Linked DNA regions of Homo sapiens: region 1 is linked to region 2. Evidence: chromatin contacts called from ENCODE Hi-C or POLR2A ChIA-PET data. All regions are on one chromosome and are shown on one strand. The core of a region is the stretch at or near the end of the contact, and the rest is flanking DNA. Distances in the headings are between cores, read along the strand shown. Region 1 overlaps LOC124904656 (a long non-coding RNA gene). Region 2 holds the start of KXD1 (KxDL motif containing 1).

Region 1 (4,771 bases), core at 1,865-4,364, 820 kb before region 2:
CGAACCCACACCTGCCAGTCCCTAGAGAGGCCAGTTACTGTCTTTACCATATAAGAAATCAGGGCTCATACCTGCAATTGTACCACTTTGGGAGGCCAGGGTGGGAGAATTGAGCCCAGGAATTTGAGACTCACCTGGGCAACATACCGGGACCCCCTCTCTACAAAAAAATAAAATAAAATTAGTGGCCAGGCACGGTGGCTCATACCGGTAATCCTGACACTTTGGGAGGCCGAGGTGGGTAGATCACCTGAGGTCAGGAGTTTGAGACCAGCCTGACCAACAAGGTGAAACCCCGTCTCTACTAAAAATACAAAAATTAGACGGGGATGGTGCAGGTACCTAAAATCCCAGCTACTCAGGAGGCTGAGGCAGGAGAATTGCTTGAACCCGGGAGGTGGAGGTTGCAGTGAGCCAATATCGTATCATTGCACTTCAGCTCTGGGCGACAGAGCAAGACTATGTCTCAGGAAAAAAAAGAAAGGCTGGGCATGGTGGCTCATGCCTGTAATTCCAACACTTTAGGAAGCCGAGGCGGGCGGATCACCTGAGGTTGGGAATTCAAGACCAGGTTGACTAACATGGAGAAACCCTGTCTCTGCTAAAAATACAAAATTAGCCAAACGTGGTGGCATGTGCCTGTAATCCCACCTACTCGGGAAGCTGGGAATCCCAGCTACCCTGGAGGTTTTAGTGAGCCGAGATCGCGCCATTGCACTCCAGCGTGGGCAACAAGAGTGAAACTCCATCTCAGGAAAAAAAAAGATCCAGCCATAAAATACAAGTGGGATGGCCGGATGTGGTGGCTCACGCCTGTAATCTCAGAACTTTGGGAGCCCGAGGCAGGCGGATCATGAGGTTAGGAGATTGAGACCGTCCTGGTTAACATGGTGAAACCCCATCTCTACTAAAAATACAAAAAATTAGCCAGGCGTCCTGGCACATGCCTGTAGTCCCAGCTACTCCGGAGGCTGAGGCAGGAGAATCGCTTGAACCTGGGAGGCAGAGGTTGCAGTGAGCCAAGATCGCACCCCTGCACTCCAGCCTGGGCAACAGAGAGAGACTCCGTATCAAAAACAAACAAACAAACAAACAAAAAAACAAACAAGTGGGATGTGGATGAGTTACAGTTGCCCTCTGTGCTGCTCAGTTTCTCATGTATGAAGTGAAGAGGCTGGACAATGAGCTGCTCTTTGATCCTGGTTCAATTCAACAACTATAAAGTAAAGTCATGTGCAGAGCACTGAGGGATTACTTAAATGAATAAGGTTAAATTCCTGCTCTCAGAAAGAATCCCAGAGACTGGAATGAAACTGAAATTTTCTGTGTTCTACTGTGTACCAGGCACTGTGGACACTTTGAGCTCACAATTCTCAGTGCAATCCTTAGAGACTGATGTTCTGATTTGTTTTTTTTTTTTTTTTTTTGGAAACAGAATATCATTCTGTTGCCCAGGCTGGAGTGCAGTGTCATGTCTCAGCTCACTGCATTCTCTGTCTCCCAGGTTCAGGCGATTCTCGTGCCTCAGCCTCTCAAGCAGCTGGGACTACAGGCACATGCCACCACACCCGGCTAATTATTATTATTATTTTTTTTTTTGAGACGGAGTTTCGCTCTTGTTGCCCAGGCTGGAGTACAATGTCGCAATCTCAGCTCACTGCAACCTCTGCCTCCCAGGTTCAAGCGATTCTTCTGCCTCAGCCTCCCGAGTAGCTGTGATTACAGACACTCGCCACCACACCCAGATAATTTTTTGTACTTTTAGTAGAGATGAGGTTTCATCATGTTGGCCAGGCTGGTCTTGAACTCCTGACCTCATGATCTGCCTGCCTCAGCCTCCCAAAGTGCTGGGATTACAGGTGTGAGCCACCACGCCCGACCTTTTTGTTTTTTTGAGTCGCAGTCTCTCACTATCACCCAGGCTGGAGTGCAATCATGTGCTCTCGGCTCACTGCAGCCTCTGCTTCCCAGGTTAAAACGATTCTCTTGCCTCAGCCTCCTTAGTAGCTGGGATTACAGGCATGAACCTAATTTTTGTATTTTTAGTAGAGACGGGGTTTCCCAATGTTGGCCAAGCTAGTCTTGAACTCGTGACCTCGTGATCCGCCTGCCTTGGCCTTCCAAAGTGCTGGGATTACAGGCGTGAGCCACTGCACTCATATTAACATATTAAGTTTTAGGTTCTTAATATGGTTCCGCTTTGCACAAGGACTCAACAGGGCTTAGACCTCGCCTCCCTTCATGTCACCATTCCTGCACATGGGCCCAATTTTAGATTCAGACAATACAAGTTTAGGATTCAGCTGTAAGTGGCCGGGTGCAGGGCCTCATGCCTGTAATCCCAGCACTTTGAGAGGCCGAGGCAGATGGATCACCTGAGGTCAGGAGCTCAAGACCAGCCTGGCCAACATGATGAAACCCCATCTCCACTAAAAATACAAAAATTAGCCAGGCATCTGCCGGGCGCGGTGGCTCATGCCTATAATCCTAGCACTTTGGGAGGCCGAGGCGGGCGGATCACAAGGTCAGGAGATCGAGACCATCCTGGCTAACATAGTGAAACCCCGTCTTTACTAAAACTACAAAAAATTAGCCGGGCGTGGTGTCGGGCGCCTGTAGTCCCAGCTACTCAGGAGGCTGAGGCAGGAGAATGGGGTGAACCCAGGAGGCGGAGCTTGCAGTGAGCCGAGATGGCGCCACTGCACTCCAGCTTGGGCGACAGACCCAGACTCCGTCTCAAAACAAACAAAAAATTAGCTGGGCGTGGTGGCAGGCACCTGTAATCCCAGCTACTCAGGAGATTGAGGCAGGAGAATCACTAGAACCCGGGAGAAGGAGGTTGCAGTGAGCCGAGATCGCACCATTGCACTCCAGCCTGGGCGACAAGAGCAAAACTCCTTCTCAAAAACAAACCAAACAGACCAAACAACCTACAAGAACAACAACAACAAAAAAAAAAAAGAAAGAAAGAAGAAAGAGATACCACGTGACAGAATCGCCAAGGATGTGCCTTCTTTTCCTTGGTGGTAGCCGTGATTGCATCTCTGCACCAAGGCGTTTCCCTTCCTGGCTCTGGGAAATCATGTGGGCAAACTGGCTAAGTGACATTCACATCCAAATAGGGAAATGGGAACGGAGCCAGGCCACTCCACAAGAGACAAGGGAGGCGGAGCCTCAGTGGTAGCTAGAAAAGTGAGGGTTCCCTGGTGCTAGCCTGTGAGACCTCCTGTTGATGCTGTACCCTTGGACAAAGGAAGCAGTGCCCACTGGCAATGAGGAATGATGGCTAATTAATACCAGTGGGAAGGGTAATAAGCAGAAGAGCTAAAGCACTCTGGTGTCAATGACAGTGGCGGTTCAGGTGCACAAAGCAAGGTGCCCTCCATCATTACCCCCTAAGATTATTGGACTGCATAATTCATTTGGGGCTGGGTGCAGCTACTCACACCTGTAATCCTAGCACTTTAAAATTGCTTGAGCCTGGGAGTTCGAGACCAGCCTGGGCAACATGGTGAGACTTTGTCTCCACAAAAAATAAAAAATTTAGCTGGGCGTGGTGGTGCATGTCTGTAGTCTCAGCTATTCAGGAGGCTGAGGCAGGGAGATCACGTGAGTCCAGGAATTTGAGGCTGCAGTGAGCTATGATAGTGCCACTACACTCCAGCCTGGCCAGAGTGAGACCCTGTCCCCCCATACCCCAAAAAAGAAAACATATTTATTTGGATTTGCCAAGCACTTTCAGGTTCACATATGTTAACTGTTAATCCATTACAACCTGCATCCTTTGGGAAGCCCATCAGAATTGGTCTTGGTTCTTCCAGGGAAAATGTGTTGAAAAAGTCAGTGTCTAGGCAGGATGCGGTGGCTTACGCCTGTAACCCCAGCACTTTGAGAGGCTGAGGCCGGCAGATCATTAGGTCAAGAGATTGAGACCATCCTGGCCAACATAGTGAAAACTGTCTCTACTAAAAATACAAAAATTGGCCGGGCACGGTGGCTCATGCTTGTAATCCCAGCACTTTGGGAGGCTGAGGTGGGCCTATCACCTGAGGTCGGGAGTTCAAGATCAGCCTGACCAACATGGAGAAACCCTGTCTCTATTAAAAAAATATATATAAAATTAGCCGGGCATGGTGGCACTTGCCTATAATCCCAGCTACACGGGAGGCTGAGGCAGGAGAATCGCTTGAACCCGGGAGGCAGAGGTTGCAATGAGCGGAGATCACGCCATTGCACTCCTAGCCTGGGCAACAAGAGCAAAACGCAAAACTTCGTCTCAAAAAAAAAAAAAAGTAGCTGGTCTTGGCGCGTGCCTGTAGTCCCAGCTACTTGGGAGGCTGAGGCAGGAGAATCACTTGAAACCAGGAGGCAGAGGTTGCCGTGAGCCGAGATCGCACCACTGCACTGCAGCCTGGCAACAGAGCAAAACTCCGCCTCAGGAAAAAAAAAAAAAAAAAAAAAAAAAAAAATATATATATATATATATATATATATATATATATATCTAATGTTACAGATTCTGGTTTATTGGCTAATTACTATACATTTTTTCAGTTTAAAAAAATAATCTTGGGTCGGGAGCGGTGGCTCACGCCTGTAATCCCAGCACTGTGGGAGGCTGAGGCGGGCGGATCATGAGGTCAGGAGATCGAGACCATCCTGACTAACACGGTGAAACCCCATCTCTACTAAAAATACAAAAAAAGAGTTAGCAGAGCGTGGTGGCGGGGGCCTGTAGTCCCAGCTACTCCAGAGGCTGAGGCAGGAGAAT
Region 2 (4,844 bases), core at 1-2,500:
GCTACTCAGGAGGCTGAGGCAGGAGAATCGCTTGAACCCGGGAGGCAGAGGTTGCAATGAGCCAAAATCAAGCCACTGCATTCTAGTGTGGGCTACAGAGGGAGACTTCATCTCAACTGAAAAAAAAAAAAAAAAAAAAAAAAAGACACCTGGAGAGGGAGGCCCATAGCTAGTACCAGTGAGACACAGTACTGGGACCTTCTGGGATACACTCCTCCTTCAAAACAGGACTCTTTTCTGTCTCTGGCTCCCAGATGTGAGGGCTGAGGGGTTCCTGGCACCTCCCTCCCGTCCCCCCGCAACTTCCTCTCCCAAGAAGCCTTCCCTGATTACTGCTAGTCTGGCCCACATACACAGTGAAATTGACCCAGCAAGAGCTCTGATCCCAACTCCAAATGTAGATTTATTGAAGAAACGCAGAGAGGTAGGCTGTTTGACCATGGGAGAGCCACTTCACCCTTCTGAATCAGTTTTTTCAACCATAAAATGAAAATAAGGTAGAATGAAGATCTCACAGTGCTGTCTGTGGCAACTGAAACCAAAGGTGATAACGACTGGAGCTCAGGACAGGCTGTTTCTCCAAGAGGAGTGTGAAGAAGTCCCGGGAATCAACATTTTGAGAGCATCCCAGGGGCCTCTAAGAATATATTACGGGCAAACACTTGTAGAGCACTTCATTTCATCCTCAATCACCGTTACGAGGCAGACACAATCATCTCCGAGTGAAACTGAGGCTCACAGGGGCGGGCTCCGTTGCCGAAACTCACAGGGAGAGGCAGAGAAGCACCACGGTTCTATATCCAGGTTATTTAACAGAATTTAACTCAGCCATCCAAGCTCTGAAAAACCCCAAGTGGGGAGGGGCTCAAATATCCCCTCACGCCCCGTCCCCTACAATACAGGGAAACTGAGGCACAAACCGGGCAACGCCCAGCTCCAGGTTACACGACACACCCAGAACACAGGAGGCCCCAATTCCTATGCCCCTGATCCGGATCCAGATCCAGCCCGTAGCGCCGCCTGCGTATCCATTGAGCAGACGGGGAAACTGAGGCCTGTGCGCAGCAGGAATGACCAGATGTGGCCAGTGGCGCACCCCACCCCACCGCAGCCCGGGGGCCGCGCCCGACCCGGACCGGTTCCCCGCGGCCCTGGAGTCCCCAGCCCCACCCCAAACTCGGCCCCGGCGTCGGTAGCGGCGGCACCTGCACATCTGGCGGCCTTGCTCGCGCTTCCGGGATGGCGCCCGCGCCGGCGAAACGTCACCACGCACCGATCCTGCGAGCGCGCGTGGCGGGGACGTACCCTGGAGCCGCTTGCGTGCGTTAAGTCACGACAGGAAAGGGCGGGGCTTAGACGGAGCTTCAGCTCGTGGGTGCATCACAATGAATAGCCAATCAAACAATTCATCTCGCGCCTGCGTATTTCCAGAAGCCCAGGCTTGAAAGCGGCCCGGAAGAAGGAAGGCTGAGAGAAGTGTCCCATTTTGTAGATAGTGTGACTGAGGTCCCAGAGTGGTAACCCTCCCCAAGGTCGTAAATGCTACAGTGGTCAGAGGCCAAACCACACTCAGGTGTCCTGCTTTCCAAGCAGGGAATTAGACTCATCTGTGTTCAGACATCCCTGCTCCACTTTTGCTGATTTTTTTGGTCCAAGTTTCCTTTTTTTTTTTTTTTTTTTTTTTTTGAGACAGAGTTTCGCTCTTGTTGCCCAGGCTGGAGTACAATGGCGTGATCTCGGCTCACCGCAACCTCCGCTTCCCAGGTTCAAGCGATTCATCTGCCTCAGCCTTCCGGAGTAGCTGGAATTACAGGCATGTGCCACCATGCCCGGCAAGTTTTGTGTTTTTAGTAGAGACAGGGTTTCTCCATGTTGGTCAGGCGGGTCCCGATCTCCCGACCTCAGGTGATCTGCCCGCCTCGGCCTCCCAAAGTGCTGGGATTACAGGCATGAGCCACCGCGCCCAGCCCTGGTTTCCATTTACACTTCCACGTTGTTTTGGAGTAATGCGCTGGGGAATTTTTTCAAAAGGGTTTACAGGCTGGGCGCGGTGGCTCACATCCTGTCATTGTAATCCGAGCACTTTGGGAGGCCGAGGCGGGCGGATCACGAGATCAGGAGTTCGAGACCAGCCTGACCAACATGGTGAAACCTTGTCTCTACTAAAAATAAAAAAAATTAGTCGGGAGTGGTGGCGGGAGCCTGTAATCCCAGCTACTCAGGAGGCTGAGGCAGGAGAATCGCTTGAACCCAGGAGGCAGAGGCTGCAGTAAGCCAAGATCGCACCACTGCACTCCAGCTTGGGCGATAGAGCAAGACCACGTCTCAAAAAAAAAAAAGAAGGTCAAGCTAAAAAATGAAGAAAATGTATTTTAAGTTCATGTTAGTTTGTGTATACGAGTACCAAGTTTTTGTAATAAAATGCCTCACAGCTACAATTGGAAAAAAAAAAAAAAACGGGCCTGTGGCCCGAGCCTGTGGTCCCAGTTTCTCAAGAGGCTGAGGTAGGAGTATCGTTTGAGGCCAGGAGGCAGAAGTTGCAGTGAACGAAGACCCCACTCCAGCCTGGGCAACAGAGTGAGACCCAGTCTCAAAAAACAAACAGGCCCGGCGCAGTGGCTCACGCCTGTAACCCCAGCACTTTGGGATGCCAGGCGTGTGGATCACCTGAGGTCGGGAGTTTGAGACCAGACTGGCCAACATGGTGAAACCCCGTCTCTACTAAAAATCCAAAAAAAAAAAAAAAAAATTAGCCTGGCGTGGTGGCAGGTGCTATAATCATAGCTACTCAGGAGGATGAGGCATGAGAATCTCTTGAACCTGGGAGGCGGAGATTGCAGTGAGCCGAGATTGTGCCACTGCACTCCAGCCTGGGTGACAGAATGAGACTTTGTCTCAAAAAGCAACAACAACAACAACAACAAAAATCGCTATAAACTGATGTGGATTAATAAATCCACATCATTATAATTATAATTATTTCCTTTCCTGCCCCTTTAAATTAGCTCCTGGCTGGGTGCAGTGGCTCACGCCTGTAATCCCAGCACTTTGGGAGGCCGAGGCGGGCGGATCATGAGGTCAGGAGATTGAGACCATCCTGGCTAACATGGTGAAACCCTATCTCTACTAAAAATACAAAAAATTAGCCAGGCGTGGTGGCAGGTGCCTGTGGTCCTAGCTACTCGGGAGGCTGAGGCAGGAGAATGGTGCAAACCCGGGAGGCGAAGCTTGCAGTGAGCAGAGATCGAGCCACTGCACTCCAGCCTGGGCGACAGAGCAAGACTCCGTCTCAATAAATAAATAAATAAATAATAAATAAGCTCCTGTGTCCTTTTAATATGTCGCCACCATTCTCTGAGCATTATTTATCTTGGGCTCCACAACATGATCCAATGCTGTGTAAAATCCCTGGAATCAGCCATTTCTCCAAGGAACCTGGTTCCTTTGCTTCAAGAGTAGGATTTAGAAACCAAGATCAGTCGGGGCTCAGTGATTCACGCCTGTAATCCCAGCACTGTGGGAAGCTGAGGTGGGCAGATCAGGAAGTCAGGAGTTCGAGACCACCTGGGCCAACATGATGAAACCCCCCCATCTCTATTAAAAACACAAAAAAATTAGCCAGGCATGGTGGTGGGCACCTGTAATCCCAGTTACTCGAGACACTGGAGAATCACTTGGAACTGGGAGGCAGAGGTTGCAGTGAGCTGAGATCACCCACTGCACTCCAGCCTGGGCAACAAGAGCGAAACTCTGTCTCAAAACAAAAAAGAAAGAGGCCGGGTGTAGTGGCTCACTCCTGTAATCCCAGCACTTTGGGAGGCTGAGGTGGGCAGATCACCTGAGGTCGGGAGTTCGAGACCAGCCTGACCAACATGGAGTAACCCTGTCTTTACTAAAAATACAAAATTAGCCAGGCATGGTGGCACATCCCTGTAATCCTAGCTACTTGGGAGGCTGAGGCAGGAGAATCGTTTGAACCTGGGAGACAGAGGTTGCAGTGATCCGAGATCACACCACTGCACTCCAGCCTGGGCAACAAGAGCGAAACTCCATCTCAAAAAAAAAAAAAAAAAAGAAAGAAGGAAAGAAAGGAAGGGAGGGAGGGAGGGAAAGAAGGGAAAGAAAGAAAGAAATTAGCCGGGTGCTGTGGCTCATGCCTGTAATCCCGGCATTCTGGGAGGCCGAGGCGGGCAGATTACCTGAGGTAAGGAGTTTGAGACCAGCCTGGCCAGCATGGTGAAACCCCGTCCCTACTAAAACACACACACACACACACACACACACCACACACACACAATTAGCTGGGCATTGTGGTGCACACCTGTAGTCCTAGCTACTCGGGAGCCTGAGGCAGGAGAATTGCTTGAACCCAGGAGACAGAGGTTGCAGTGAGCCAAGAACACGCCACTGCACTCCAGCCTGGGCAACAGAGCAAGACTCCATCTCAAAAAAAAAAAAAAAAAAAAAAGGCCGGGCACGGTGGCTCATGCCTGTAATCCTAACACTTTGGGAAGCCAAGGCAGGCAGATTGCCTGAGCTCAGGAGTTCGTGACCAGCCTGGGCAACACAGTGAAACCCTGTCTCTACTAAAACACAAAAAGTTAGCCGGGTGTGGCAGCGTGTGCCTGTAATCCCAGTTACTAGGGAGGCTGAGGCAGGAGAATGGCTTGAACCAGGGAGGCAGAGGTTGCAATGAGCTGAGATTGCGCCACTGCACTCCGGCCTGCGGGACAGAGTGAGACTCTGTCTTCAAAAAAAAAAAATTAAACTAAGATCTGGGTGCTGTGTGTGCTCATTGCTGCTGGGGTGTCACTGCTTCTAGAGGTACCCGTCAGCAGGCACAG

Evidence for each region. Hi-C counts contacts between places; a loop is a spot of excess contacts on that map. ChIA-PET counts read pairs that join two places held with the same protein, here RNA polymerase II (POLR2A). Pooled maps may share reads with other maps.
Region 1: POLR2A ChIA-PET joins it to region 2 with 11 read pairs in PC-3. The contact joins the enhancer-like site here to the promoter of KXD1 in region 2. A Hi-C loop is called at or near these places in 6 of 50 pooled maps. POLR2A ChIA-PET finds 5 or more read pairs at or near these places in 2 of 52 experiments (PC-3 and activated CD4-positive, alpha-beta T cell).

Annotation. Positions count from the first base shown.
Region 1 is chr19:19,376,299-19,381,069 of GRCh38, reverse strand. All of the region lies in intron 1 of LOC124904656 (a long non-coding RNA gene), which reads left to right. Among named protein-coding and RNA genes, the nearest start is that of GATAD2A, 27 kb to the left of the region's middle. RefSeq lists an enhancer at 2,063-2,708. Within about 2 kb of position 3,114, at least 13 of the 41 ENCODE cell types and tissues checked have a DNase peak (open chromatin) inside an H3K27ac peak, as active enhancers do.
Region 2 is chr19:18,554,276-18,559,119 of GRCh38, reverse strand. KXD1 (KxDL motif containing 1) reads right to left here and starts at 1,250. Exons shown (of 5, transcript NM_024069.4): 1 at 1,206-1,250. RefSeq lists a silencer at 992-1,151 and enhancers at 642-1,431, 1,432-2,223.